Regions from separate parts of the Homo sapiens genome. Here region 2 is linked to region 1. A link is a loop called in an ENCODE intact Hi-C map of the cell type or tissue named here. Cell type or tissue: GM12878. All regions are shown on one strand. Each heading gives the region's core, and the rest is flanking DNA. Links, peaks and the distances in the headings are about the cores only. Region 1 holds the start of LOC124900230 (small nucleolar RNA SNORD66). Region 2 has its middle 140 kb from the start of TFAP2B.

Evidence for each region. Hi-C counts contacts between places; a loop is a spot of excess contacts. Peaks named below come from ENCODE experiments on the same cell type or tissue, not always from the same donor. Only the 100,000 strongest peaks of a DNase experiment are listed, where the experiment ranks them.
Region 2: a loop joins it to region 1, with 2.7 times the contacts of the local background. A loop is called at or near these places in 1 of 110 quality-filtered maps.

The regions. Positions count from the first base shown.
Region 1 is chr6:51,454,791-51,471,444 of GRCh38, forward strand. It overlaps LOC124900230 (small nucleolar RNA SNORD66), which reads left to right and starts at 9,900; the gene lies at 9,900-9,975. In GM12878, for the core only: no CTCF peak of the experiment used is centred there; a DNase peak (open chromatin) is centred at 5,431; H3K27ac peaks cover 1,481 bases.
Region 2 is chr6:50,955,164-50,971,817 of GRCh38, forward strand. No RefSeq gene overlaps it. Among named protein-coding and RNA genes, the nearest start is that of TFAP2B, 140 kb to the left of the region's middle. In GM12878, for the core only: no CTCF peak of the experiment used is centred there; no DNase peak of the experiment used is centred there.

The sequences.
Region 1 (16,654 bases), core at 3,043-7,042:
CCATTCCTCCAGTTCCTGTTTCCAAATCCCAAGATAGTGCTAACTGTCAATAGACATACCTATAGCCCTACACAGGATTTGAAGAGACCAGGAGGCAAGCAAGGGCTGCAGGTAACTTGAAAGTGGAGTAAAGAACACAAACTGCAGCTTCTTTATTCTCTGGGAAAATGCCAATTATATATCTTCCATGGCTGTTATTTTCCCAGATGGCTTGGGGAGGGGATTGGAACCTCTAGATCACTAGTTCTTTACTGGTGCAATTTTGCCACCCCAGGGGACATTTGACAAAGTCCAGTGACATTTTGGTTGTCACAACTGGGAGTGTGCTATTAGCATTTGGTGTGTAGAGACCAGAGATGCTGCTAAACATCCTGGTCTCTACACAGCCCCCCCAAACAAATATTATTCATCCCAAAATGTCAACAATGCCAAAGTTAAGAAATTCTGCTCTAGAAATATAGGTATGAAAATAATTTAACTAGTCACTAGAAAGTTTCATTTATCTTTCATGGGATTTTCTCTTTTACCCATGAATTGTCAATTGGTGAGCCATTGCAGTTAGCAGTTTAGGTTAATACAGTGGCAGAAAAGGCGAGAAGAGGAGATAGAGCTAGATAAACTGAGACTGAGTCCAGAAATGAACTGAACATGAATTGCAAAGCCATCTCTAATCACCCAAAGTTTCCCCTACGTTCCACAGTAATTTCTGATTGAAAATGAAAAAAATCAAGTTTTGGAAATACATTAAATCTCTTTCTTTGTTTTAACTAAAGGTCTGCCCAAGCATGTTTGCATATTCAAAATACTTTTTTTTGCAATGTCAGTCTGCAGACCTTCAAATTAAGGAGGATGTACATCCTCATTTTATTCAGAAGAAGTATGGTTGTGACAATAAACAGCTCACACTGATTAAATGAATCTGAAAAAAGATAAGTTCACATTTCAGAATCTCTTGAGTGATTGAATAAGCAATAACCAATCTTATTATGGTTCTTGGGGGATAGAGGTGAAAGAGGTAATTTCTTAAGAAATGTTTAACATTTATTGCATGTGTACTATGTTCCAGGCAATGTACTAGGTTCTTCATTTATCTTCTTTAATGTATACTAACTTTGGGGTAGATATTATTTCCTCCTATTATGGGTGAGGAACCTGGAGTTCAGGAAGGGGAAGTCCCCTGCAGAAAGACACACAGCTGGGAGCAGCAGAGTCAAAACTTCTGATCTGGTCCTGATTACCCTCAAGCCTGTGTATGTGTCTCATGTCAGAGAACTCAGATATGCTGGGGGTATGGAGAGTGGTAATGCTTGTCCAATCAGGGGAGTGAAAAGCTATTTGGATACTAGAAATCAGAGCTCTTAGTCTGAGAATTACAGACTCATGGAGCCTTAGAGATTGTTTTGCCCTAAACCCTTTATATTACTGATGAAGAAATAAGGTCCAGAGATGAGGTGTGATGGATATTAATCTCCACCCCCAGATCCTTTGTCTTTCTATTTGTACCACTGATTATTGCACCTTCTATTAGTGCCTGGAAGCATGTAAACAAGTCAATGCCAAGAAAGTGTTTATCCCTGTCCACCACTGGAGCAGGAAAAATCAGCCAGCTCCTTTTGCTAATATTCCTGATTTGCATTTCAGGGAAGTGGAGTCTTTTCTCTGGAATTCCCTTGCTCTCTGCTGAGACAAAGCCCCAGTTTATTTACCTTTAGGCCACAGTACAAAGCAGCCAGTTTAGTATTAGGAGCACACACTTTGCAGACTTAAAAAAAAATTCTTTCTTTTCAACTTGGCTGGTTAAAACTCACTAAGTGTTAAATCATAATACCAATGGGTTAGGATTAATTGTGATGTTTATTTTGGTACATTTGCCCCAGGATCTGATGTGTGTTTTCACAAATCTAACAAATAATTTTACCTAGAATACCAGACACTGTTCGCCCCCATTAGCCACGGGTGGATTTGAACCAGTGACCTCAAGGTGAGAGGCCACACATCACATTACCGATGCCCCAGGCCACAGGGTTCACTTGCTGGCTGTTTCTTTAATGTAATTGCCAACAGCAAGATCAGCAGTGGGAATTCTCCCCATTACGTGGATCCTAAGGTCTTAGAAATTCAGCAGTTGAGACTCTTCTTTTTGCCTTGGAGTTTGGACCTATTAACTAACAACTTTGCTGGAGAAACTGCAGAGGGATAAAAGATGGTGTGTTTTCAGCATTGTTCTCCTAGAGAAGAAGCAGGATATCAGGTTATAATCATCTGATTTCCTGTCAGCCTGGTTGATGGCTCAAGTCACCAATGCCCATGTTAAGGGAAATATTCGAGAGCATTAGTGATTTGCTGGTACCAAGAGATGTGATGAACATTTAAAAATACTGCCCCTCGATGGGAGAAAATGTATTTCTATTAAGGGACCAGAATTGTGCTACGCTTGTTGGAGTTTTTGCTTGTGCACAGGAATTTAGCTCGAGGTCTATGTCTGTCACTAAAATTGACAACTGCCTATGGCTCTGCACAATTGAAACGTAGATCTTAAATTTCACATCATTATCCAAATAAAATATATCTGCCAAGGGGGACTGGTATTACACAGTTAGAGAACTGTGATACCAGTTGTCTGATTAACATATTGAGAGGAATGTAAGAATTTCTTAGCTGCTTTCCAGAGGGAGGCTGGCTGGGGAGCTCCTGTTAAATGGACTAATTGATCAGACTCCCTGTGCTAAGTACAGAGATGCCCAGTAACGTGTCTGGTCTGTGGAGGCAGGGTTTTCCTGTCATACATAATATCAGTAACAACAACAACAACAAAAAGGAATGGGGGCCAATTCAACATTTCCTTAATCCCATCTTCTAAATGGGAAAGATGAGAAACCACTAGCCCTTGATTACCTGGTCCAGAGTGATAGCTCTTGGGCCTCAGATTTACTCAGCAGTACTCAGAAGGAAGGCACACACCCAAACTTTCCCTTCTCAAAGCCTTATAATAAGAGCCAACACTCGGATAACTGTGACTTTGGAGTATTTATCCAAAGTAATACTCCTAAATATCAAATATGTAATACTCCTAAATATCAAATATGGCTAAATATCAAAGCCATGTAATACTAAAAATTACATGCTTGTTCCTATGAGGAAACAAATGCATATGAGATGAATTCTAGGTGAACCCAAATTATTGTGTCCCTAATTTACTGTTCTTAAAAATGAGGGGGCAGTGGTTTACTCTAAGAGATACATTAGCAGTCATTAGTACATGGTAGGTCACATGTTTTCTGGCTTAAGGCTTAATTCCAAACTCAGATGGGCAGGTTTATGTAACTCAGAAATTTAGATCACAGGAAGTTAGAGAATCACAGATACATTTGGTTTTTCCAAGCTGAAAGTAACCTTAATAATCAGTATTGTACAACTTTTTGTTTTCCCAGATGAGAAAACTGGGGGCCAGGAGTTGAAATGATTTATCACCTAATGAGCTAATGATATTTATAATTGCTTTAAGATCTAAAGATTAGCAAATAATTGTTATAATTATTCCCATGGCATCACAAGGATTCATTCTGCCTTAGTGTAGCCTTGGAGAGGGTTTCTAGAAGTATCATCTCGTGATAATTTTCATCAGCCTATAATCTCTTCCTACACTTACAGGTATATTTGTGGTTTTCATTCAAAACCATCCAATGTCATTCTTTCAATTCTACTTAAATTCACATCCCATTCCCATCCATCTGCTTTTTTACATCAGTGTAATATGGTTTGAATCTTGATATTTTACATTGTGGGGTGTTCAGACATGGCTTAAAAATGTGAGCTGCAAACTCAAATCTGGCTTTTTAAAGTTACTGTGAGACCTGAGGTAACTCACTGAATCTCCCTCTCCCTCTCCTTCTTGTTGACAGAGAGAGGAATTTCTAATTTACTTCTCCAAGTTGTTCAGAGGTACCAACACTCCTTCAATATTAGCTACTATAACTCTAAATAAAAAGATTTAAAAGGATAAACAGTATTTTTGGATCAATCTATCCATTCTGAGTCTCAATTTCCTAATAGGAAAAAAATGAAAATATCAAGACCATTGTCTCAGATTAATTTTGAAGATTAAATGAGAAATGTATAAAACAAAAGTACCTAGCATACTAACTGGCACCTGGGAATACTTTAATTTCCTTTCTGCCTTAGCAATCACTTCTACTTTCTCTGGATTTATATATAATTCATTATCAATACTTTTACAGGTGACATTTTTCATACTCTATCTTGCCTTGCAGTTAGGGATTAGTCCCTTAAAATTCTAACCAGTCTGCACATTTTGGGGTGATCTAGAGTTTATCTCATATGCATTTGTTTCCTCATAGGAAGAAGCACAATGCCTTACTCTATACATGTTCAATATAGTCTTACTTTACTTACTGGTAAATGGGAAGATATTCAGGCTACTAGTCCTTCTAGGTAGTAATGTTACAGATGAAGAATTAACTAAATGGTTCTACTTCAGATTATATAAACTACAACACTATGGAGACTTTCCTTTTGTATTAGTACCAAAAACTGATAAGACATTTTCCTCCATGCTATGGTCTGTAGACCACGGGTAGATAGGGTTGACAAATTATGGCCCATGGGTGTGTAGCCATCTTTTTTTTATAAATAAAGTTTTATGGAAACACAGTTACATTCATTTATTTATGTATTGTCTATGGTATCTTCTGCACTACAATGGCAGACTTGAGTAGTTCAGATAGAGACCATATGACCTGCAAAGCCTATAAAGTTTATTATTTGGCCCTTTACTGAAAAACTTTGCTGACTCTGGTATAAACTCACACTATACTGTATACTATAGTATATAGTACACTACACTATACTATACTGTACTATATTGAGTTCCTTGCTGCCAAAGAAGAAAAAAATAAAACTAAAGTGAAGAAGTCATGCTTTAGCTTTTTAATCTCTTGTGGCCCATTCAAATTAATTAATGTTTATCAATTTGTCCTCTGAAAGTGACTATAAAAATAATATCAATATATACAGGCATATGTTACAATTTATTATTCAACATTCCAGTTTTTTTAACAAAAAACAAGCATAACATAATTCCTTGTAATCCACAGTTCACCTTAAGTATGTATTTACATCTGTGTAGCCTTACATCAACTAGTTTATAATTTTATGATACTGCCATGTCTATATGCATGTGGTGAAACCAGATAGAATTGAAAGTTCTAATTGCTTTCCTTGTCAGGATTTCACAAGACAGTCTTGGATTCCAGGAGTCATGTCCTGATTCCTGCTATTCACAGGGCTATGTGAAAGAAGATTGTTAAACTGGGCCAATAAAACAAATTTTGTACACAAGCACAGCTTTTGTTTACTCTGAAAGCTCACTGAGTGTCATTTTTGTTTTTGCTATCACCTTGGGGATTGTGCATCTCCCTAGAGAAATGTTGCGTGAGTAGGGGCTATAAAGAGTTAAGAGAAAACAGAAAGTGAGAAATGAGAGGGAACTCCAGTCCCTGCGGCTTCCTATTTACTTTGCTTTTAAAAAAATTCCCCTAGTCTTTACTGAGATTCATCAGTACTTTTTGAAATCATAAAGTGTGTTACCCTGTTCAGGACCCAGAGAATTTTATAGTACATACAACTTCCCTGTGGGTCTTAAATTTAGTCTGATCAGTATTCATCATTCCTGTGAAGAACAAACAAAAACATAGTCCCACTGGGAAGACAGAATCTCAAGCATGAATTAGACTCCTTTTGTTCTTTTACTCTTTCCTTCCCTTGAATCCATAACCCAGCTCTGTCAAAGTCAAATAACTAGCAAGTAACATGAAACAATAAAGCATCAGCCACGTGAAACTTCTCTAGGAAAAGAAAAGTAGTGGGATTCGGAACCATGTCAAATTACTTTCAGAGACCCTTGAAAGGTATTTTTTAAAGGCATATCGTTACGAAGTAAAAGAAAAAGCAAGAATGAACATAAAAACAAGAAAACAGATTAGGAATCTTAAATAGTTATAGATTTACCAACTGAATATGAATTTTGGCAACAGTGCCCTGCAACCATGTACATTTTCTTTTAAGAATAAGAGAGGGAGAGAAAGGAGAGAAACAAAGAGAGAGAGAGAGAGAGAGAGTGAGAAAGAGAGAGACGTTACTGACCAACGTACAAAGACTTTGGCAACACAATACTTTGCCCTGCCAACAAACTAATTGAAAGATAGAAGGATGAGAGTCCAAAAAGTCTAATTTTCTTTTTGTGATTATGTTTTATCAAGTCATTTGCTTTCACCCAGAATTGGAGACTGAGACAGCTTGCATCTTCCTCTATCCCTCTTCACTCCTTCACCACCCATCACCAGTTAGGTGAGGAATTAAGTTGAACAAGATTGAATTCAAGGATTTAGAGAATGCAACAATCCTATAGCTATATTAAGAACTCATTTTAGTCCATCAATTTTCCTTCAAAATTCTTAGGTAACTATTTGATTTTCTAAGACATCTTGGGGAAATTTCCTATCCTTCCTTAATTGAGTAATTTATAATGCTAATGAGCTATATGGGTTCACAAATTTAGTTTTCTGGTTTACATTCTTCCATGGCAGATTTGTATGTCTCCTTCCTCTCCTAGCTGATTGGGAACCAGAGCCCCTGTGAAAAATACCTCTAGCATTTGTAAGGGAGAAGAAAGACGGATTTTGCTGGGATCTTGGTATTCCTCACAGCACAGACTAAACATTCCAAAGTGCTCCAGAAACACAGCATACTGTAGGTTGAAAGAAAACTTTGACACCATATAATTCAACTTATTAACTCAGTTTCTGTCATAGCTTTGTTCACACACTGTAGGAAGTAAAGTTAACTTCCACCAACATCAAGTACCTTGACGTGGCTTAGCGTGATGGAAAGTGGAACCAGTTATAGACTCAGATGATCTGAGATCAAATCCTAACTCTGCTACTTGCAGAGTTGTAGGATGGTGGGCATCATTTGAATTTCCAAAACCTCAATTTCCTAATCTAACAAAGATAATAACAATCTCTTTTGTCTCTACCGCATAAGGTTATCATGTTAATAATATGAAGAAATGAATGTAAAGGCACTTTGTAAACTGTAGGTGAGGTACCACATGAAATCAAGGGATTATTCCACTCCATCTTATAAAGGAGCATGACGTATTAAACAAGGAAGTGGGGACAATGAGTCATGGCTACAAGTGATGCCATGACTTTCATATAGGATACCATCTCTAAATGGAGGCAACTTTCTTCTTCAGATAGAAAATACATTTTTTGTGCTATTTACTTGGAGATGGGTATGTGTGTGGGGGGTGGGGGGAGGATCAGAAGTGTTCTAAAATTAAGCTCCTTAAAGCCTTTTCTGATAATTCCAAACTTAATGTACCAAAAAATTTTGTGTTTTGTTTTGTACCCATCTCTGAAATTATTAGATTCTTATCAATCTTACCTTAGAAGAATGTATCTCATGCCTGACTTACTTGAAATAAGTGTAGAATGTGTATTCTGCAATAGGTGTACAGTGTATAAAATTACAATATCTCCCACACAGAAGAAGGATTATGAATATAGTAAGTGATGCAGTCATATAAAACTAAGCTGAATTAGGAGGTTATGCCACTCTCACAAAACTTTTCTTTAGAAAAAAATTCTGGAAATTGCAATTGACTTTATATGTAACCCAGAAACACATAAAAATTAGGAAGGCTGGAGATAAAATTAAAAGAAGAACATTGAAGAGCTGGGATGAATGGAGGCATAAAATATAGAGTAGTCCTTTGGTATCTGTGGGGGATTGGCTCCACAACATCCACAGATACCAAAATTAGCAGATGCTCAATTCCGATAGTATTCGCATATAACGTCTGCACATCTCCCCATGTACTTTAAATCATCTCTAAATTACTTATAATACCTAATACAATGTAAATGCTATGTAAATTGTTGTTATACTGATTTTTATTTGAATATTTTTATTGTGTTGGTTTTTTTTATCCTTTTTTTCAACTTTTTTGAATCTACAGTTGGTTGAATCTATGGATAGAAACCCCATGGATAGGTAGAGCTGGCTGTATAATCCTTGAGACACATTGCTCAAATATGTGAGAAATATAGCTTTTGTGATAAAAAAAAGATTGTGCTTCTAAGTCCCCTATTTATCCCCAAATGGATGCTAGATAAGAGACCTACCTACTCTCTTTGTTTCACAGGCCTGATCTGGGCTATGAACATTTAAATGAAATAATAACCTTCCAGGGCTCTAAATAGGTCTGGCTTGATGATAAAGCTACATCAGATTTTGAACTTTGAGGCAATTATGCAATTGCTCCCCTAATTGCAACAGGAAGCTCACCTTCCCAGGGCAAATCTGGGAAAAATAGGTAGAATTTTTGGTGATATGATAAAACCACCAAAAAACTCCAAACCAGCTAGAAAATGATGTAACATAATTTGTGATTTTATTTGTTCTGGAAATTTTACAAATTTTTAGTTAGTACAGATCACAAGAACAAAGAAAACAAATACCTCAGGACACCTAAACTAACAGATACTTCAACTGTAACATCTTCTAATGAGAGAACCATTGCCACAGTCACATAATATGGGTCCCTATATTATCTTGAGCCTGAGACCGCCTATCTAATTACACTTTACTCTCCCACTCTTCTACTTGTTTTATGACACAATTTACAAGTCCATAAATTTAGTGGAAAGAATGCCTGTCTATAGTGAATGTGAGTACAGAGTATTCCTTTAGTGACTTTCAGGTCAGGTGCTCACAAAATTAAAATTACATGGATTCTCTGTGTAATCTCCAGTCAAATAGCAGAATGACAGTAACCTGATTAGAATGTTCAGGTTTGTCCCAGCTGAGGCTGATTTTGAATCTGAACTCTCATACGCTATAAGTAACATTAAGCCCCTGAAATTTAAAAATGAGTTCAAATATTTTTAAGCAGATGGAAATTTACAAAGGAACTCAGAAGCCTTCAAGTAATGTTTAGGGAAGAACCCTGCTTGCTGTTGCATTTCTTCATTGTATGACACTGGCTTTAAGATTTATAACCTATTACAGTAATATAATGTACGATGAGATCTAATCTCCAGTAAAATCAAGCATACACAATAATAAGCATAGGAGCTAAATCAAGGAATGGTCACAGCTATTTTTCTGGAAAGAACATCTTAAAAAAAAAAAGAATGCCATTGTGATGTCGTTTCAATCATGCAGTGTCAGGAAGCAACAAGTACAATAATAAGTTTATTGCCATATACTGAACTCCCATGCATGCTCTTTTATGAGGACTTCTCATTCATTGAGTTGCATTACCCTGAGAAATAAGGATTTTTATTCCCATTTTAAGAATGAGGAAACAAAAAATATTAGTGAAGTTAAATAACATGCTCAAGTTCATCCAGCTTGTGGATTGCTAAATTGGGGTCAAAATAAGGAATAAAGGGATCAAATGTACAGTGATACTTCAATGAGAAACAGCTTTCTTGAGAATAAAATTAAAATTATTTCATGTCTTACTTTACATTCATTTCATTTATTTATTCATTTTTACCATTCATTCTCTTATTCGTCCAACAGATGCCCCGAGTGCCAACTGTGCCTTTCACTTGCACTTGACTGAAAACACCCAGAAGACAGAAAGGCACAGTTTTTGCCCCCAAGAACTTAGAGTTTGGTGGGGAATCAAGCATATGAACTATTGGTAATAAACAGAGGAACACTGCTTATCCTCTGAAATCATAAGTCAAATTCTTCCATATACTAAGAAAATAAGAAAAATGGGGATACTATTAGGGCATATAAAGAACATTTCTCTTTACTCTCTTCAGGCTGTGGCTTGATCATTAAGAGCTTGAAGGATCATGGTCCTCTGATGACTTCATGTTAGTGCCACCTGTCTGGGCCACGGAGAACCCATGATGGAACTGAGAATCTGAGGAAGAGAAAAAAAAGATAAAAAAAAAAAAAAGGATCATGGACAGGGGCAAAATATTGATGAACTGGAGAGGGAATTTCTTTATATTTCCTGGCAAGGGTGAGCTCTGAAACTGATGTCATAGACAGATCTTAGAGGCCAGCTCCCAGTGGGAGTAAATTATCTTCCCATAAAATTCATCCATATGATAACTATTGATATTATCAGAGAGGAGTGTCTTCAATTAACAAAGATGCATACTCTTAACCATACCAAAAATACTTTAGGCTAATCAAAGGTAGACATTATGGAGGAAACAAGTCATGTTTCATGTCATTGATAAAGAACTTTCAAGTATTCTTTTTTAAGAACACTTTGATAGTTGCCTTGGTGGTGGACTTGGATCTGCATAGCGTCAAGCCCTTCATTCACTGTCATTTCCTACATGGATGAGGGGAACTATTTTAGAAAGGCTGGCATTTCCAAGGGTACCTGGTTAACTTTAAGGTCTGTAAGAGTAGGACCATGCTGTTTTTTGTTATCACTCTATTATCAAAATTTGTCACAGTCCCAGACCCATGACAGAAATAACATGTACATTGGTTAATGAAGAAGTAATTTAATCAAATGCAATGATTCTTTCCCAATTTGTGCTATTAAAAACAACAAATTAATACTCTGTTCTATTTTAATGATAGAAATCTTTTTAGGCAGGTGAGAATCTGATAATGTTTATAGTTAAAAAATGTCATTAATAAATCAATGGGTTCTGAAACCAATTCCCCCTGAAATACTTCTATTGCTATACATAATGTAAATATTTATTATAATCCAATATGAAATAAACTCCTTAAAATTTCCCCATTTCTTTGGAGAATTGGACCTGGACTTATTTTGAGAATAATTAAAAGTGAGGTTTCACCTTGGTTTATGTCAAATCATTACACCAGAAAATAGCTAAGAACATTGTTCTTTATAGAATCATGCCACTAGTATTATTATTTATTTTGATTAAAAGGATTTGTTATTAGAAGCAATATTTTCTCTCATACCAATTACATGCAACCACCAGCTTTTGAAAGACAAAGTAAGTTGCCGCCAGAATGACCCACAAGTTCCTATTTTCCTTTTTGTCTCAAGGTCATGTTAAAAAACATATTCGGCCTTGTATGGCTACTTTTGCTATTTTCTAGTGTTACTGTTCATATGTCCTTTCTCCAGTTTGGGCTGCTATAGTCCTTTGAAGCCTTGTTATTTATTTATTTATTTATTTATTGTTGTTGTTGTTGTTGTTTTCTATCAACTTCAGATTGAACTGGCTTCCTTCTTTCAGATGGCACTCACCATGTCAATGATAACAATCAACAAAAGACACCCATACACCCAAAGCTTGCGCCTTACTGACCAAAACCTAATAGTCTACTTGTACTACCTGCCAACATTCTTAAAAATACACAACATACTCATCCCTATAAGCTCACAGCAGCATTTTCACTAAAGGATGAAATCCTGGAACATTTAATTATCTTGAAAGCAAATGGTAATTAAACACTTTTCCTAACACTGGGAAGCTGGGGTGGTGAAGGAAAGAAAGCTAGGGATTGGAATCCATTATGTGGCAGAAGCTTCTGTCTGGTCAATTTAAGCAGATTGGAGCGGAGGCAGTCGCACATAACCGCCTCAGGTAAGGGAGCGCAGTGTTCCTGTGGGGTTATCAAACCGGCCAGGCCTTGAAGGCAGAGCAAAGCCCTTCCAGTGGGAAGTTCTTCCTAAGTGCTTGCATGGCATCCGCGGGATTATCCCACCCCACTCACACATCATCTGGCTTTAAACTTTAGGCCCTCTGGCAAAGAAGAGACGAAACATCTATTCGTCCCCTCCTCCCTCTTATCCCTCCGTTCTGCCTTTCCCATCCTGTTTCCTAGCAGCCGCTGGCTGAGGCCTGCCCTTCTCTGCCAAGCACCAGGCTGGATTAGCTGCAAGCCAATAGCTGGGGGTCAGGATTAAGAGGCCAGCGTGCACTTTAATACAAGCTGCCTATAATTAATGGCATTATTAATAGCTTGACTGAAAAATTCATTAAAAAATCCATTAAAAATAAATACCCTTTTACAAAAGGCATTGCCTTGGGTAAGAAAAACAGAAAAAAAGATAAAGGAAAATTGATTGGTGGCTTTCAGTTCACAGAAAGACAGACCATAGTTCAAACTGATTAAAATTGAACATTTTAGATTAAGCACCCTTGCCAAAATATTCTCTGTAGTTACCCAATATGAAAATATTATGACATGTCATATATTTATATTTTTATGTATCAAGGGTTGGGATATAAGACACACAGGTAGCTGTTTGAAGTAACTTTCTTCAAGTGAATACTCTTGACCCTCAGTAATAGCAGAATGTCCCGTGAAATGCTGGTTAACTGATTAACTCAGAGCCTCAAATGCAAAAGATCTGTTGAGAGGTGGAATATTCCCCATAAATTTATGACTTGGTGCAATTGTTTATCTACTTGAATATTTTCTGCATAAGTGCTAGCATTGGTCCTTTTTCTTCTTTTTTTTTTTTTTTTTGCATTCATACCACAGTTGTTCTTCTCCGTATATCAGGCTCTGTAACTTGGAATCGATCTTATCGAGTTTTGCCTCAGCCCAAATAAACAGTGTAGAAGGTGACTGGAATGTCTGTGGTTCGGATGTTTGCTAGGAGAAAAGTGGTGATGGAAGGGGAAAGTCCTGTTGGGTACACAGACTCCCCTGCCCCCCTTCCCATCTTCTCCCCTATAAAGGTTTGTTTGTGTTGATACTAAATCTGATCTTTTGGGTCAACTTTTCTCTGAGTCTAATCTGCTCATTGGTGTGAGATGAACATTGTCTTCCAGAGGTACAGGCGACCATGCCCTCTGAAAAAAAGACCCCATTCATGAGAGTATTTGCTTGAAGAGAGCTTTTATTCACTTCACCTGTTATGTTGTGCCTATAGAGCACAAAGCCAAGTGGAGATTAGGCAATTATCTGGTTAATAGGATCAACATAGACAAGAAGTTCATTCAATAGGCATTTCTGACTGCACACCACGCACAGCACAGCCCTGGATGGGTTGAGAGGCACAGGGTGAAGAGAGAACATGCTGCTGCTTAGTTCCTAACACAATAAAGGAAATGAGACATAAACACAGTGAACAACTGACATGCAATTTACAAGCAAGGGAAGAATCATATGGGATTCTATGTACTAAAGTGGGGAATATAGCAAGTTAAAAATTATAAGAGGTGGTTAAGCTGGGGTACATTTCTTGGAAAGGGAAATCAATGTCTCTATATGTTCAGAACGCTCCAGTTCACCCCCTTTTAAACCTGGTAATTTCAGACAGTGGATGCATGCTCTTTTAAAATGAATTAAAGTTCCTTTGTTGCCACTACACTAAGTTCTCAAAATTTATACTTAAGATGGTATTTAATTCCTGGAAATACTGAGAAACTTTTTTTAAAAAAAATCTGGGATTCACAGGGGCACCCACGGATATTATATTAACACTCTGGCATTGTTTCAGCTCTGACTTTTCCCTCCTTGGTACTTGCAGAAAGTTATTAGTGCAGTGTGATAGATATTAACTGAGCAATGAACTTCCCAGTAGAAAGATACTGATTTTAAAATGCCTGTGCTCTGTGATTTCCTCTTTTGTTTCTAATAAAATATGGCCCTAATTAGCAAAGTGTTGACTAACTTCCCAAGTAGGATGTGTTAGTTTGTTCAACATTTTCCACTCTCTTTCATTCTCTTCCTATAATTTAGACTGATGGTAGATTTTCCCTAAACTACAACATTTGCAATTTTCTGAGGTTCTGAAAATTAAAAATAGGTGCTCTGGGGTGAGATCCTCTTGCCTACTACTCCTGGGCATGAAATTCTCAACTTACAGCTTTTACTTCTATGTTAATGTGGAAACCTACACTATTAGTTAAAATTTTTTAAATTATGTTGGTTGGCTGTTTTGTCCGTGTGTAACAAACACATTTAACTAATATATTCCTGAAATATCTACTAATGGAATCAAATAGTGGTGTTGACACACTTTAGATAGAGGCTGCATGTAGGCAATAGAAGCAGGAAGGTAAGAGGGGGGAGGAGAAAGCTCTGCAGGGCGGAGGCAGGATGTTGGATGAAAGGTACTTGAGGAGATGATATCACTGTTGAGCCCTGTCATTTAGCACCTGGCAGGTCCTCCGTTAAGTAAATTAGGTGTAATAGAACACATTGATTTTGGAAAGGAAAATCTTGACTGTTAGGAAAACAAGATCAAGCAAAGGCTGATAAGGCTATTAGTTCTATATTTTATTCAAATACTGTAATCCCACCTGTCTGAGTAGGCTAGGAAATTTACCAAACTTCAAGCACTTGGTGAACAACTTCCATCAAAGAGGGATCAAATAATTACAGACATGGGATGGAAGGAATGTACCCAGGATGTGGTGAAAAATTAGCAAGCATTAGGAAATGAAAGAGGCAATTTTATTAATACAATCATCCACCTTTTTCGTCACTACCAAGGTCAAACAAAACCTGGCATACATTATGTAAACAGATCTCAGTTCAGATGCTGGATCATTCATTCATTCAAGATATCATTATTGAACACCTACTAAATGCTGAAGTTATCCCAAGAACTGGAGACAAAACACATAACAAAGCAAAGAATCTTGTCCTCATGAAGTTTATATTCTAATGAAGGATATGAATAGTAAAGCAGAAATATAAGTAAATATGTATTATGTTAGAAAAGGTGATCACTGGGATGAATGTGTTAGGGAAGTATGTTAGCAAGAGTCAGAAGAGGCCTTCTCACCGAGAAGATGACATTTCAGGAAAGACCTGAAGCAAATGAGGGAATGAGCTAGGTGGCCATCTATAGGAAAGGCATTCCAGGTAGAGCGGACAGCAATATATTCCTTGAGGGTGGAGTATAAGGTGGAAGATGGTGACAATACTTTTCCCAAAGTTAGACACATAAAGTCATTAATATTCAAAATGGTAAGCTGCTTCTGATGACAAAGTAGAAGCCAATGATGAGGGCATGTTGTAGATCGAACCAAGTACTGAGAATCATTGTTTTGACTATGGTGCAAATAGGGTTTGCTATCATTCTATATTAGTCCATTTTCATGCTGCTGATAAAGACATACCAGAGACTGGGTAATTTTTTTTAAAAGAGGTTTAATGGACTCACATTTCCACATGGCTGGGGAGGCCTCATAATCACGGCAGAAGGTGAAAGACACTTCTTACATGGCAGCAGGCAAGAGAGAATGAATCAAAGCAAAAGAGGAAACCCCTTACAAAATCATCAGATCTTGTGAGACTTATTCACTACCACAAGAACAGTATGGGGGAAACTGTCCCCATGACTCAATTATCTTCCAAAAGGTCCCTCCTACAACACATGGGAATTATGGGAGCTACAATTCAAGATGAGATTTGGGTAGGCACACAGCCATGTCACATTCCAAAAAAATACTGTTTTCTGAATTTAGCAAGATGAATGGAATAGGATTTGGGATTGCTAATTCTAAAGCCTACTCAGTTTCACTAAAAGTATTTGCTAAAAATGTTTCATGCACTCAATGCTAGTTTAAATTAAATTCTTTCTCAGTGTCTTTTGGATCATTTTTACCACTATGACTTTTCCTTCAGAAAGAATCTGTTCTCCCAGAATATACTGCTAGATAGCAACCATTGTGCCCTATGCCAGTAATTCATATATCTATATGATTATTTAACAAGTATGCATTGAGAGTCTACTAGGTAACAGTCACTCTTCATAAACCTGAATACACAAGATAGACAATACCTGGTCCTTGTCCTCAAAGAGTCACTACAGTTCAATTTAGGGCACAAACAAGTAATTTGTCATGTGTGGTACAGGGTAGTAAAATGTGAAACCCAGGTAAGCTCAGAGCAATATAGGAACATATAGATGAGAATCTCTACCCAGTCTGCAGACAGGTAATTTTATCAAGAGAATATTCCTAAACTAATCCTTAAAAGATGAAGAGGATCTAGCCAGTATAAGAAGTGGGAAGGACATTTCTTGCAGAAGAAGGAGCAGGTAAAAATTCAAAAAAGTGAGAGATCAGTTAATGAACAATGATTAAAAATGATTGGAAAGGAATTTATGGACAGTGGGACTACACAGGTAGGCAGAGGACAGTGCAGAAAGGGCCTGGCTGTGTTATCTTGAAAGGAAGATGTTATTTATAAATTCACCAGTTCAGTGATATGGTTGGCTCTACATCCTAGAACGACTGCTCTGAGATGCAGTATTAAAAGTGAGAGTGCTGCTACAGAGATGTGGGAACAGGTTAATGGCTCATTTAATTTAGGAAAGAAATTATATGGGTTTGAAGTAAGGTCTTATGAATGACAGTAGTAGTAAAAATAACAAGTGAAGTAAAAATTATGAAGATTATGACTATAAGAGATATTTAACAGATAGAGTGTTAGTCAGGATGTTTTTGAGAGAAAGGGAGGAGTCAAGATTGAACATAGATTCCTGTATTAGTCAAACTGAAAAAAAATCACCAAAACAAAGAAGAATCAGGTTTGAGGGAACTAATAACGTTGACTTTGAACACCTTGACATTGAGGGATCTGTATGATGTCCTCATGAAAATGGCCAGTGGGTAGTATGTAGATATGTTGATCTGGC
Region 2 (16,654 bases), core at 8,229-12,228, 490 kb before region 1:
ATACATGCACTCACAAGAAAGCAGCAGGAAATGATTGGATCCAACCAAAACTAGACTACTTTTGACCTGGCTTTCTAATTTATCAAGGTCATGGAGTACCCTGGGAAAATGTCTTAGTTACTCTGTTCATTTTTGTATCTTTCTTAGAAATATGAGAAAGAGTAGGTATTTAATTTTTACTTTTAAATACCTTTCCGTTTACTTCATAAGAAATACGTAATCATTATAGAAGACTTAGAAATTTATTATATTTCTACATAAAATGAAGAAAAACATTGAGAATCCCACCATCTAAAAATAACCAGAGTGAACATTTTGGTGAATAGCCTTTCAATTATCTGTGTGTGTGTATCATAATGATCTATAAATAAGCCCATATATCTATAAATCTATACATATTACATGAAAACAATTATTATTATTACTATTATTTTGAGATGAGTTTCGTTCTTGTTGCCCAGGCTGGAGTGCAATGGCACAATCTCGGCTCACTGCAACCTTTGCCTCCTGGGTTCAAGCAATTCTCCTGCCTCAGCCTTCCGAGTAGCTGGGATTACAGGTGCCCGCCACCACAGCCAGCTAATTTTTTGTACTTTTAGTAGAGATGAGGTTTCACCATGTTGGCCCAGCTGGTCTCAAGCTCCTGACCTCAGTTGATCCACCCGCCTTGGCCTCCCAAAGTGGTAGGATTACAGGCATGAGCCACCGCACCTGGCTTTTTTTTTTTTTTTTTTTTTTTTAGACAGAGTCTCGCTCTGTCACCTGGGATGGAGTGCAGTGGCACAATCAGAGCTCACTGCAGCCTTGACCTCCTGGGCTCAAGCGATCCTCCCACCTTAGCCTCCTGAGTAGCAAGGACTACACGCATGCATCACCACACCTGGCTATTTTTTAAAATTATTCGTAGACACAGGGTCTAGCTTTTTTGTCCAGGCTGATCTCGAACTCCTGGCCTCAAGCAATCCTCCCACTCAGGTGTCCCCAAATGCTAGGATTACAGGCATGAGCCAGTGTGCCTGGTTAAAGACACTTACTTTAGATAGAATACTTTTGGAAACGGTCATAGTGACTTAGTGGTGGTAAACAAGAACCCCAGATGTCACTGGAAAAGGAGAGATATGGTAATTTTCTTCCTTTTTCTTAGAAAAACGAACGCTTTGTTTTGTTAACTATGTCCAACCTAAGAAACTTTTTTGTAGGCATCCAAGAAATGGAGTCTATGAGTGACTGATCAAAACTCATGGGTTAACAGACGGACCCTAATCTAGAAGCCCTGGATGGGCATTTAGCCACCTGAGTTGCTGGCAGTATTACAGCCAAATAACAGATGGAAATGGTGGGAGAAAGTAGACCTAGCAAACTCCAGGATGAAGTTTTTCTTCATCATGTAGCGTTAAGTACTAAACAAGATGTTCCCTAGTTAGTAGAGTTGTTTTCCTAAATGCCCTTATGTTACTGCCTAACCAGCCCCTGCGTTTGTTCAGGCCCACAAAGGGAAAAAATAAATTGCTTCAGGAATCAAGATGGTGATGTTTTGGATTAGTTGGGTGGAGGGGAAAGTTCCTTTGCAAACTGCGCTTGGACACGTGAAATTTAAACTTTTATATCTGGTGAAATGCAAATCATTTTTAAAAAATCAAGATGACTTTCTGTGGGACAGAGAAAAGAAGAAGGCAGAGGAGGCTGCCCAGGTCAAAGAATCAACCAGAGATTCACCCAGAAAGCTTCTGCAAGAGAAGCTTTCAAAATGTAGCTCCATTTTCACTTTAGATCAGCTGCAATGTTAAGTGCTTAATCAATCTGGAAGCACTGTCATAATAACAGCCAGCAATACTGCTTTCCTTCTTTTTCTGGCTGCTTCTCAGACTCACACAAAATGACAGGTTCAAAGTTTATGAACCCTAGCAAGATGTACTCAGACTTTTCTCTTCTATTCTGTGAAAGCTTTATATTGTCCTCCCTGCCACCTAAGCCAGAAGTACGAATATGGCTGCAATGAACTGATGATTCTCTTTATGAATTACCGAAGGGTTCTTCCTTCTTATATTTTCTGCTCACTTTTTGACCAGTTCTCTGAATATTTAAACTTATGACTCCTGTGATATTTTCCTTCTGGAGTACTGGCTGCACAGTGGTTCACAGCATGGGCTCTGGGGTTGTACTGCTAGATTCGAACACTGGCTTCACCATTATTTGGGCATATTTCTGTGTAGCTTTGTGTCTCAGTTTTTCCTTTTGCAGCCTATTGTCCATTATTATTGTCTGTTATGGATTGGGGATACTATGTTCCAACTCATAGAGTTGTGAGGCTGAAATTAGATAATCCTTGAAAAGTGTTCGTTATAGTGATCAGCATATTCGGTATTAAGTATCTATTAGTAAGAGTTGCACAGGCTTGCCATTTTTCCCCAAGGGAAATGACCAGGGAAATTACATGTCCAAGCTCAGAACTACATTTTTTTATCTGGAGAATATTCATTTATGGTTTGAATGACACCTACCAAAGTCAGATTCTACACTGGTGCCCCCTGCTGCAGCATTCAATTCAGGGTATACAATGGGTGCTTGACTTAAAAACTATATATATACTTATAAATACATATAAATGTATATGTAAATGTATAAATATAAAACTATATATACACATATACATACATATATCTCACTTATGTAGCATTCACTATGGGTCAGGTATTCTAAATACTTAAAATATTGAATCATTTAATTTTCACATTAACTTCCATGAAGTATTACTATTGTCATTGTCATTTTACAGATAAGAAAATGGAGACACAGGCTAAGTAGCTTTGGGGTCACAGAGCTAAGTACATGACAAAACTGGGATTTGCACTCAGAAAGTATGGCTCAAGAATTTGTGCTTTGATCCACTACACTATGCTGCCTTCAATTTATCCATATATGTTCCCATTATCTCACTATTATGTATGTGTGAGTATAAATATATATATATAGTCTACATATATTTCTCTTTACAATCTTCATTTTCTTCTGAATCTGGAAATCAAACAAGCAAATGTAAAAGAAATATTTCTCTTTAAAGTTCTTTTCTTACCTCTCTTCTCTCCCCTCCCCTATTCTCTTGCCACCCTATCACTTCATCTCTCAGGCCATTCCATTATATAAGTTCCATTATGGGCTGCTGCTGTCACATGCTGGATACAGTATAATTCAACATGACACATGGTGAGCAGAGATGTGTAGAAATACCTGAAACTATTAGAGCCAAACAGCTTTCTGTTAAAGTTTTTTACTGCCGTATAAATATTCTTCTAGCTGGCTGGAGTCTCTGAGTATAAATACTTCATTAGAGACTATATCCATGGCAATAGCATGGCCCTCTGGGTCTTGCCTAGGAGACCAAGAAAATGCCAGGGTCTGGTGACATCTGGTTTCTTTGTATTTAAAAGGCCTTCTCTAGTTTCCAAAGTACAGGGGCATTATTAACACAGTCCATTTGGCTTATTACATCCCTAAAAGAAATCCCAACACCTCTGTGGACAGATGTAAAAATCAGTTAGGCAACTTGTATTTATTAAGTGCTTACTATGTGTCGAACCTGTGCAGGCACTATAATAGAAATAGGTAAGCATTAAAAACCACAGCTCATTATCACTGAATATTCAAGCATTCTCATATGAGCTCTCTAAAGTGTTAACTGGATTTGAACTAGGTGGGGGGGTCTCTTTCATCTGAAGACAGCACATTTACCTTCCACAAAGATTTCTGAAAGAAAAATTAATTATTATTTATTTCCACCTGACCAGTTCTTGCCTTCTAGAATACTCAACTACAACTCCAAAATGCAGACAGAAAAAGACTTTCCTGGCTATCTCTTTTATAATATTTTCTGACGGGGCCAAGCTCGTCCCCAACCACTCCAGGTGGCTGACAACACCATACTCCTGATAACATAGAGATTATTATTTTCCCAGGAGGGATGACTTAGGAGGAAGGATGGGGGTCAGACCATTCAGGCCCAGCAAGACTGTATCATCAGCTTGTCCACAGACTTGCCAGATTCATTCATCCCTGTGCTCTGTCTGCCCCAGGCTATGCCACTCCAGAAACATGGGAACAGAGTGGCAGCATACAAGCTGGGCACTGCATGCGGGCAAATGAGGCATATCCTCAGCCCTGCATAGATATGAGAAGGGCATGCATCTGCTTTCTCTGATCCACAGATCAGAAAATTAAGGTCAGCGTCTCTTTAGTCTAAACAATATCTCAGTGAGATGAGGGGGAAAGGAGGCAGTCAGCCTTATCACCATTTCACAGGCTAGAGAGTTGAGACCGAGTGAAGGCCACACCTCCGGAGGGAAAGATAATGTGAAGGCTCTCTCCACTGACATGTCACATGCTTTCTACTTGACTGGGCTTCCCTAAACTTGGGTAATTTTCAGCATCACCCATGGGCAAGGGTTAAACACATGGATTCCAAGGCTCATCTATCCCTCAGAGATTCTGATTAAGTAAGTCTGGGTACCAGTAATCCATATTTTTAATAAGCTTCCCACATGATTCTAAAGATTGGCTATGCACTAAACTGCACGACTTTCCTTATTTTTCCATAACTGACATGGGATAGGGGAAAAAAGTTTATATTTGGCACTGATTGAAACTATAGTCAGACAGGTATTATTTGCCCTGTTGTATGAGATTCTACTGGGTCTTAAGCAAAGGATATCTCTTGAAAGAACAACTTTTCTGAGGTAAGGTCAAGCCAGTTCTAAACAGCTAACACAGGCCCTGCCAATGTGTGATCAGAGGAATACAACATGAGGCTTTCATCCACCAAATGTATATATATTATGGTCATAGAAATGCCACGCTATTTTGTTTGCTGTGTATGCTCCCTGGGTTATGTTCCATGAGGTTTTGAAGTTTCTGGGAGACTTCAGTGTGAAAGGTAAGCCAAATTCATCTCACGAGGGGTATCCTTTGGCTACGGAATGTCTCAGTCACATAGGGATTTGGTCTATTCTGTTTTCAGGGAGTTCTGTGGAAACAGCACACAGTTGTCAGGTTTTGCATGAAGTCACATTGGCGATGGCGTCTTGCTCCCACTCTAGTGTTAGATCAGGTCGGGAGGAAATTGCCAAATTTTATTTCAGTAAATAAACTACATAAAAGGATAAGAATTATCAGAAATGAAGCTGAATGAACTCCTTTTCTGATATTCCCCAGTTAATTTAATAAATCACCAATCAAACATTAGCCACAACAAGGAATAGGAATAGTGTGGGTAACTGAAACCCACACATAGTTGCTACTCTTATCATTTTTCCTTCAAATTCATGAGAGCCCAGTCTAGTGAATAGAAAATCAAATAAACTGATTTAAATTCTTCTCTTTTTCTTCCCCTGTCTACCTTCCTGAGAAGGTACTCCATTTAAAAATGTATTTATTTGAAAGGGGAAGAGGGTGGGATAGAATTTTATTGTCCACTTGGAAATGGGGAAAAATTTGATTATACTTATGCAGTAATCTTTACAGATGATTCCAAGATCCACATGGACATATTGACATATTTGATCATCCCAGGAGCTTTCTGAAAGATTAACATTGCTAGGTGCATATAAAACTGCAATAATATTTTTAGGTGAAGAGAAGTTCAAATACATGGTTAATTCAGTTTTGCTGTGCATATACGTAGACATGTGTGTAAGATTTTGCAAAAAGTTTAAAGCTAAATACCTGAGATAGAATGTTAGTTATTTGCCTGTGTATGTCTTATGGAAGGTCCTGTGTGTGTTTAGAAGTTGCTCACTATTTCTAATCAGCACAGAGATTCCCAGAGCTGGATGCCTCCCTTCAGTGGCTAGTTCTATGCTTAGGTTGTGGTGACAATAAAATGGGTTTAGCCTCTGCCCTGTCTCACCACATGAATTAGGGAAAGAACGCAGAGTAATAATGGGGTGAGCTCAACTCTGAGTGAATTTTTATTTTATTGTATATTTTGCTTCGCTCCTAAAGCCACAGTCAAAATGATATTTTTTCTCCAGTTTGTCTCACTATTCTTTAAAAATAAATTTTTATCAGCTTCCTAATTTTCACTGCTCAGGAAGACTTTTCTAATTCATTTTCTAACTAACTCTCAGGAGTTGGCAGTGGTTTTGTTAACAATTAGCTTCCAAATAGTATTAATCACTACACCAAATTCCTCTTACTATAAACCTCTGGATACTGTTGCTTTAAATGTATGATGCCTTCCTTTCTTACTTTTCACTCAGCAGATCCTAGATGCCACATTTTAATAGTCAATAAATATACGTAAGGAAAGTTTGGAGGTTGGAACAAAATTTTCTTTAAGAATGTTTCTCTGTTGGGCTTAGCAGCATAAAGCATTTGAAAATGCATTGTACTAACATTATTGGAGGTACAAAATGGTAATCAGAAGACTTAATCTCACACATTAGTAGAGACCCTTTGAAGTACTTTTCACTGGATCTGCAGTTTTTAAAAGATAAGGTTTATTTTTATAATATAAATACATGTTTACTCTTCCTCTTCTACCACCAAAGCCAACACAATTTCTTATAAGCTTGGATTGCTCAAGTATTCATGATTCCTTCTTACATCTGCTTCCTTCTCCTTTTACCTCTAAATGCACTTCATCTTCTGGCTACCTCTTCTCCAGACTTTGACAGACTTCTGCATTTATACTGTCTTTATCCCCATGATCATGCAAATTTTTAAATCCTAGAGACTTTCTTTCAACAAAGTCACATAAATGCTTTTTTTGCAACTAGCCTTACCCCACTCCTCTTCTTTCTCTCTCCTAGTTTTGGAGAGCTGGCTCAAATTGGATATAGTATATATAGAGAGACTAGTGTTCCTATTACTCTTTCTCCCCAAACAGTTATTCAAAGAATTAATAGATGTTATCTCCTTTCTTTCAAGAATGTTTGTTTGGATATGTAGTTTGGCATGTAAGTATGGTATGAAAGACACACCTAAAGAAAACTTTGCTACATTCTGATTATTCCATTTTCTGCAACCTCTCAAAGGTTTTAATAATCTGTCCTCAGCCTTCTTCAATGTAAACTTCTTCTCCCTTGGTAAGTCCATGTATCTGAGGCTGCAGTCAGTATCTCCAACCCAGAAAGAGGGTGATTCAACAAATTTTAGTACTGAATACCAGCCATGTTCCAGGCACTGTAATGAAGCTATAGATATAGCAATGAAACAAATATGAAACTCCAGTTCTCATGAAGCTTACATTTTTAGGTGAAAGAGATTAACAGACAAAGAAAGGGGAAGTAATGATGAATGCAATGGAGAATGTAAAGTGGGGTAAGTTGATAGGAAGTGACAGTGGTGCTTTCTTTTTATGAGGTGGTGAAGGAAGCCTTCTCTGATAACACTAGAGCAGAGACCTGAAGAACATAAGGAGGAAAGCAGGCCATGTGGCTATGGGTGGTATGATGTTCCAGGCAGAAGGAAGAGCAGGTGCCAAAGCCCCAAGGCAGGAGAGGACTGAGGAGGTCCTAAGAAGAGCAGAGAAACTGGTATGTCAGGAAGGAATTGAACAAGGGAAGGAAAGGTGGGAGGAGAGTTGGAGAGGAAGCAGAGAGACGAAATCTTAGGTCTGTGAACAACGATGAAGACTTTGGATTTTATAGTGAGTGAGACTGGAACATTTTAAGCAAACAAGGGACATAATCTGACTTGTTCAAAAAGTATCATTGATGTGTGAATTACAGACTATTGAGAATAACGGAAGCAGGACAACCCATTAGGAAGACACAGTATTAGTTCAGATGAGAGACGATTATGTCTTGGGCTGGAATGGTAGTTGCAATAGCAGTGAGAGGGAGCCAGATTTAAAATATATGTTGAAAGTGAAGCCAACAGAATTTGCTATAGGAGAGTTATCTAGGATGCTGCAAATGTTTAACACAGAGAAGTGAGATTGACAATATTTGGGGGTGGTTCAGTTTTTTTTTTTTTAAATTAACTTTAGTTTTTAGAGAAGTTTTGGGTTCATAGCAAAATTGAGCAGAAAGTCCAGAAAGTTTGCATATACCGCCTGTCTCTACATACAAAAAACCTCTCACTATGGACATCTCATAGCAAAGTGGTACAGTTGTTACAATTGATGAACCTACATTAACATATCATTATCACCCAAAGTTCATTGTTTATGCTAGGGTTCATCCTTGGTGTTGTACATTCTGTGGCTTTGAACAATATATAATGACATGTATTCATAATTGTCATATTGTTACCTGGTGCAATGCTTGTGTAACATAACTAAATTTCTACCCTGCTGTAACTCTGTTTGTCTTTAAGAAACAGGAAACCTGCAATAAAAAGTTCCCCTGTAACCAGACCAACTGAGACTGCTTAGAGTCAAGATAGCTGACTGAACAGCTTCAAAAAGACTTCAGGCCTCATTATAATCTCCTTTCCATGCTAAATGACACTACCACCACTGCCATGACAGTTGACAATCTCCGTGACAATAATTGGAAAAAGTAATAAAAGGACAGAAAGGATGGCAACACTCCAGTTCCAGAAAGTTTCCTGCGCATTTCCAGAGAATACATCATGAATATTCTTCCCTTGCTTTTTTTTTTTTTTTTTTGAGACGGAGTCTTGCTTGTTGCCCAGGCTGGAGTGCAATGGCGTGATCTCGGCTCACTGCAACCTCCGCCTCCAGGGTTGAAGCAATTCTCCCACCTCAGCCTCCTGAGTAGCTGGGACTACAGGCGTGTGCCACCACACCTGGCTAATTTTTGTATTTTTAGTAGAGACAGGGTTTTACCACATTGGCCAGACTGCTCTCGAACTCCTGACCTCAAGTGATCCGCCCGTCTCGGTCTCCCAAAATGCTGGGATTACAGGCATGAGCCACTGTGCCCGGCATTCCCTTGCTTTTAATGCCCCACTTCTTCATTAGAGAAACTATATTTTAACTTCCTCACCCTTCACTAGCAGAGAAGATGATTTGTGAGCTAAGCTCCCACTTCTCCATTCCATGGCCATGAAATAAAGCCTGCACTGCTTGACACTTTTGGTTTTGCATATTGGCTCCATGGCACCAAACAGGCAAGGACCCCATTTTTTTGGTGGGGGCAGCTTTGTTGGTAACAATTTCATCCAGAATAGTTTCACTACCTAAAACATCCTCAATGCTCTACTTTTTTCCCCCAAACCCCGTGCAACCACTGATTCTTTTACCGTCTCCATAGGTTTGCCTTTTCCAGAATGTCATATAGTTGAAATAATGAGTGTGTAGCCTTTTCAGATTGACTTCTTTCATTTACTAGTATGCATTTAAATGTCATCCATGTGTTTTCATGGCTTGATAACTTATTTTTTTTTAACCATCAAATAATATCCCATTGTTTGGATATACCATAGTTTATCCATTCACTGAAGGACATCTTGGTTACTTCCAAGTTTTGGCAGTTTGGAATAAAGCTGTCATAAATATCTGAGTGCAGGTTTTTATGTGGATATAAGTTTTCAACTCACTTGGGTAAATACCAAAGAGAGAAATTTCAATTTCTGGATCATATGGTAAGAGTCTGTTTAATTTTGTAAGACACTACCCAACTGTCTTCCAAAGTGGCTATACTATTTTTGCCTTCCCACCAGCAACAGTAGAGAATTCCTGTTTCTCAACATCGTTTTCAGCTTGTGATGTTGTCAGTGTTTTGCATTTTACCTGTTTGAATTAATGGGCATGTAGCGATATCTCGTCATTAGTTTGCAATTCCCTAATGACATACGATGTTGAACATCTTTTAATATGCTTATTTACCATAACTTATTTGGTGAGGTGTCTGTTCAGGTCTTTAGCCAATTTTTCAGTTAGGTTGTTCACTTAAGACCCAACACTTAAGACTGTATTTTGGATAATAGTCCTTTATCAGACATGTTTTATGAAAATATTTTTTCCCATCTGTGTCTTGTCTTCACATTCTCTTGACATTTCTTTTTGTAGAGCAGAAGTTGTTCATTTTAATGAAGTGCAGCTTTAAAATTATTTCTTTCATGGATCATGACTTTGGTGATATATCTAAAATGTCATTCCAATACCCAAGGTCATCTAGGTTTTTATCCTATTGTCTCTTAAAAGTTTGGGTTTTTAGAAGTTAATTTTGAGATACCTACAAGATATTCAATTTAAAGTTCAATATATGAATCTCGAGTACAGTAGAAGTCAAGCATGGACATAAAAATTTATGGATACTCAATATGAAATTGATCATTAAAGCCATGCAACTGGGTTGATCATCTAGACATAGATAAAGAAAAGGTCAAAGGAATGAGCTCTTGGGCCCCCAAATATTTCATTTAGAGGTTGGAAAGATAAGGAAAAACTAGTTAAGGGAACAGAGAATAATAATCAATTAAGTAAAAATAGAAGCAAGAAAAAATATTGTCCCAGAAGCCAAGTGAAGAAAGTGTCTCAAGATGCAGGGATGATTAAGTGTATCAAATCATGCTGATAAATTAAATTAGATAAGGGCTGAGAAATGACCATTGGATTTGGCAACATAAAAGCCATTGATGTCATTAGCAAGAATTATTTCAGTAGAGCAATGGGAAAGGAAATTCTAATGGAGTATGGGAAAGGAAATTCTAATGGAGTAGGTTGAGAGAGAACAGAAGGAGAGAATGTCTAAACAAAATTGTCAAGGATTCTTGCTGTAAATAAGAGATTAATGACATGGTTGTGAAGTACAGGGAGATTGTTTTAAAGATAAAACATATTAAAGAATACTGTCTGTTGAGGGGGATAATCTAAAACAGAGAGAAAAACTGATCACACAGGAGAGATAGGAGACATTGCCAGAGCAATGTAGGTGAGAAGGGACCAGATCTAGTGTACTGTACAGGGATTGATGCTAGAAAACAGCATAGAATAAATATAATGATAATAATCCATTTAACAGGAGGGAAGGCATAGATAATGGGTGCTGATATAGCTGGGTCAGTAGATTTGTTGTTGAGAATATATGAAAGGGGGTATTTATTCTTGAATTTTCCAAAGACACCTAACGTATAATATCATGAACACAACTTATCATTCTGGTCCCATCCCGAGTAGCCAATGATATTTCTGCTAAAAACACTACTGTTTTACCAATCCCTAAAACAGTCAATTTTTATTGCTGTTTCTTATTTATTATTATTCTGTCACCTCATAATTTCCATACCTGTCCCCACCTTAACATTTGTGGAGCTACAATTCCATGTCAGTGAGGTCATGTGACTTAAGTATGTATTTATTTTAAAACTTTTTAATTCCTCTTTGAGTTATAAGATCTACTATTAAAGACTTTTATTCTTCATCATTTGTTAAGTTTCTTGGCATTAACTAACATGTGTCCTCTTGAACTAAAATTTTTTTCTTGCTTTTTGAGGTAGGTTTATGAGGATTACCATTATTCTACCATTATTTCTAGTGTTTCTCTTTTCAAGCCACTTTAAATTGTCTTTTTGTTTTATTACTGTGAATTTTTTTTTGATAAGGAGTCCTTACCTTTCACTTTTCTTTACTACCTCCTGTACTTTGTTTGCATACACTTTTCTCAGTTCCTCTTTTCGGTTTATGCCTTGTTTGCTTATACTTTCCTATCTACTTTATTTCATTAAACACTCAGTAGCTGAGAATGTTTGTTTTGTTTGGTATAGCCTTCATCTTATCTCCTACCAATGAATATTTTTTATATCATATTTTAACATATGAATACCTCTCTGATATCTTGAGAGTAAAGCTTTGATTATTCTTTTTATCATAGTTTTCATTTTTTCTTTTTCTAACAGGACTTGGCTTATTCATCTTTTATTTATTTAATATTTCAGGGATTTTGAGACATTAATATCAGTTATCACCATAGCATGATTAGCAAAGATGCTATCTTTCATTTTGTATTATACAAATTTTGTATTACACAAATTCTCTTACACATAAATCATATCACTTATAACTGGCCCACTTCTCTCTTTTTGTCATTTAATTTTTTCAGACTTAGTGTAATGCCCACAAAACAGTCATAACAGATTTACTTATTATCTCAATGTGGTTGCCCAGACTGAACTCACATCTGGGATAACAAAGCTTTTTATAATGGTGGCATTTAGAGTTAGAAATAAATAACCATAGAGAAAAGCATTTGAGTAATTTGTGCTCAATTTTGAAGATTATTTTTCCTACCTAAGTCATGAGAGTCAGTAATACTCTTCTAAACCAGTACAATATGGAAGAAATTAACAAAGGAAATTAACAAACCCAACAAAGTATTCATGCCTTCTATACTTGATGTATAACATCAACTTTCAAAATAACAAATAGAATTTTGTAAACAGAAACAGAACAGTAGAAACACAAGAGATAAACTTATGTGGCTACAGCCACAAAAACTGTATAATTGAAGTTATAGAGCTCATTACTATAAGCATATCAGCATTGATATCTGGAATTAATGAGTGTTGTATGAAATAGGAAGGACCAAGACTGAAGTCATATTTTAACAACAGCTGACAATTCTGGCCAAACATTTCTTGTAGATATTTTCTTGCTGAGGGGTATGTGCTTACAGTTGTATATTACTCACAAGTACTGTTGAGTAGAGTTACATTTAATTATATCATCTAGTATGTAATTCTTTTTATAGTATATGTTCAGTTTTCCTTAATGGCTTCTTCCTTAAATATGGCTTTAAGATTAGCAGCAGAACAGGAACTGATTGAACATTTACTATTATTTCCCTTATTGGGTAGTTTGGGTAGGCCAGATCTTACCTTATGTCTAAAAGTATGTTTCATCCATATTTCGTTATACATCAATAAGATTACTTTTCTTATTCTTCTTATTCTTTTTTTTTTTTTTTTTTTTTTTTGAGATGGAGTTTCACTCTTTTTGCCCAGGCTGGAGTGCAATGGCATGATCTTGGCTCACTGCAAACTCCACCTCCCGGGTTAAAGGGATTCTCCTGCCTCAGCCTCCCAAGTAGCTGGGATTGCAGGCATGCGCCACCACACCCAGCTAATTTTGTATTTTTAGTAGAGACGGGGTTTCTCCATGTTGGTCAGGCTGGTGTTGAACACCTGACCTCAGGTGATCCGCCCGCCTCTGCCTCCCAAAGTGCTGAGATTACAGGCGTGAGCCACCACGCCTGCCTGTTTTCTTATTCTTCTTATCCTGAACCTTACAACACTAATATTTAGTTAAGATGGACTTTCAACATCATCCTTCTTGTCTGCAGTACTTATGCCATATAGATTTGTATGCAATGTGTCACTTTTGATTTATAGTCTTATTTTTTAATCTCAAATTAAATTGATTTTTTCACCTCACAGTGCCATATCCTGTCTTTCAGGCTTCTCCAGCTTATGCTACTTTATTTTTTTAATTTTTAAATTTTTATTATTTATTTATTTATTTTTGAGATGGAGTCTTGCTCTGTCACCCAGGCTAGAGTGCAGTGGCGTGATCTTGGCTCACTGCAACCTCCGCCTCTCGGGTTCAAGCAGTTCTCCCGCCTCACCCTCCCAAGTAGCTGGGATTACAGGCACACACCACCATGCCCGGCTAGTTTTTGTAATTTTTTTAGCGGAGACAGGGTTTCACCCATGTTGGCCAGGCTGGTCTCGAACCCCTGACCTTGTGATCCACCTGCATTGGCCTCCCAAATTGCTGGGATTACAGGTGTGAGCCACCATGCCCAGCTTGCTACTTTCATTATGTCTACTCTTTACCTAGTGATATCCCCATGTTTTTGAAAATGTATTTATTTTATCTTGAGGCCTTCCTTCTTCTCAGACCCTGATCATTCTACCTAAAGCAAAACAAAACCTTAAAAAAACCACCTTTCTTATCTTTTTCCCCTTCTAAAACTTTGGCTCCATATATACAGAACCTGTTTTAATTTGTCTTTGCTTTCATTTTTGTCTATTAATTTCTCTGAATGCTTTATTTCTTTCCTGTCAAGAACTAAACCACTTCTTTTGAAGGGTTTGTTCTCTCCTTTCTTTCTTCTGCAAGAACCACCCTTTCCTTGGTGTCTGCTCACTGCTTTTGTCATCTATCTCAAGCATTTCTGTGTTCCTCACAATACGGGGTTTCTACACAAAGTAGGTTCTTTAAATCTACTTTGGCCAAACTCTAAGCTGAGGAGACTTTTAAACAGCTTTTCCTCTGCATACTGGATACCAGCCAAGATTTGCTAGCCGCCTTTTGCCATTACACTGCATTGCATAGATGGCATCACAAAAAGTGTGTTCAGTTCTCTCATTGACCAAATCGCTATGGGCATTTTGTTCTCTGTATTTAAAACTTTCGTCTGGCTGCATAGTGCTTGCAAAAAGGCCACTGCTTTAGTACACCAGCTTCCATAACAGGTGCCACAGAGAACTAGAGGTTCATGAAGCTGCTTCAAGGGCCACTGCAGGATGTAGGAAAGGCTGAGGGCACAGCCCAGAACCTCTGCCTCTAGCTCTAATGTGAATGCCTCCTACATGTTAGCATTCTATATAAGTTTCATATTTGAAAAAAAATTTTACAGATGAAAATATAAGCTTGAAAACAGTTGGTACAGTGAAGAAGAATTGGCCAGGAAGCCAGAAGGTTCTACATCTACCCCCTGGGCAAACTTGAATACTCTCATCTGTAAAGTGGAGATGTTATAACTCATTAACTCACTTAGAGTTGGAAGGATCACATGAAATAGTGTAAGAATGCATGACTGTCAGAAAAAATTAAATGTGTGAAAGAAATCTCTGTATATCAAGATTTATGCATCTCAAAAAATAATGTTTCATAAAAAAGGCAAGTTGTAGAATGGTAGATACAGTGTGACAACATTTGTAATAATTTAAAACAAATACTGAATAATACCTATTATTGCTAGAGGATTAGCAGTGGGCATTAGGACACAATGGACTTGAGGATGATATGTAAACCTTTTTTTTTTTCTTTTTAAAGAAGCAATTAAGTCAAATGCTAACAATAATTGTACTGGTTATGTTATCATGTACTTTCTATTTGTTTTTAAGTTACCCCTCTTCTCCCAAATCTTTAAATACTATTTAACTGTGTTCATGGCATTTTATTAAGTGATTTCTTCATCAACATTTATATCTTCTCATTAGTCCCTGAAAGTGTGTCTGTGCTTAAATGAAAAGTTCAAGGGGAAGAGAAATGATGGTTGCTTTTCTGGCATGGTTTATATATGGAATATATTTAATCTAGTTTATACCTTCTCTTCTACTCATTATTTTATTCCTATAAAAAGTGAAGGAAAGCTAGAACTCTGGGTGGTATCATCATTTATTTTTTCAACTATCTCATCTCTTTTCTCTGCTCAGCAACAAATCTCCAACATAAATTATTCTTTCACTGCCAATTTGGAAAACACATCAAACTTCCTCCTTTCCAGGCTTGGATGCCTGCAAATCAACCTTTTGAATCAATGTCAGTTGAATTACTAATTAGGGATTCCTCTGCTATCTACCAGGATGCTGAGCATTGATCTTCTCTCAAAGGGTCCTGCTGCTTCCCTCCCTTCATGGAAATGGCAAGTATCCAAGATTACTTGTTTTTCCTCCTCTTTCTTCTTCAATTCCTAACCTGGAAGGACACAATAATATCTAAAAAGCCAGCTGCAGAGGTGTGCACCTGTAGTCCTAGCTACTCAGGAGGTTGAGGCGGGAGGATCACCTGAGCTCAGGAGTTGAAGTGCAGCCTGGGCAACATCCCCACCTTGAAAGAAAAATTGGAACGTGGGAGGAAGGAAGGAAGGAAGGAGGGAAGGAGAGAAGGAAGGAAGGAAGGAAGGAAGGAAGGAAGGAAGGAAGGAAAGTATCTACTATTTCCCTTGCTCTTTAAATCTTCCCAGTATTTTCTTTCTTTTCTCTCTTCTTTGGCACTGCTCTGACTTGTTCCTTTAATGCTCTTCTGTGGGCATTCATTTTGTAGCTTAGAGTTGACATTATTTAGCAGATGGGAAGGAGAAGTTGGGAGCTGGGGGATGGAGATATGGACTGCACATATTTTGGAATTAGCACAATATCACTCCTAGTCTTTCATTTTCCCAGTAGGGTATGATATTTCTTGGGTTCACAACTTTTTTCTCCTTGCCTGCTAGTGGTGCTGCAACATTTCTCTGGTGACTTGTCACAGATGAAAGCTTTTTTGCCTTTCAACAATGGTAAAAGTGTGACAGGCACAGGTGATAATCCTCATTTTATAGGTTATGAAGTGGAAATGAAGAGACCTTGATACTAGCCTGTGATACAGCTGTGATTATGGCTTGGGCCTCTGGTTGCCTAGCTTCAGCCTCTTTTTTCTTCACTTTTTGTCCTAAGTAAGAAATCTTTGCAGTCTTTGTTGGATTCTACTTCATTCAACTCTAAATGCTAGGATGTTTTCCCCAGCTGTACTCACTTTCTTGTTAATCTCATTCAGCTCCATTTAAAATGCCAACTATATACTATTGACTCCTAAATATATCTTTTGATATGACCTCTCCCCTGAACTCCAGTTTCATTTATCTTACTTATTTGACATCCGTCAGGATATTTAATAGGCATCTCAAACCTAGCTTGTCCAAACTTGATTCCCCTCCACCCTCAAACCAACTACTTCCTGAGCTTTCTCAATGTGACAATATTATTC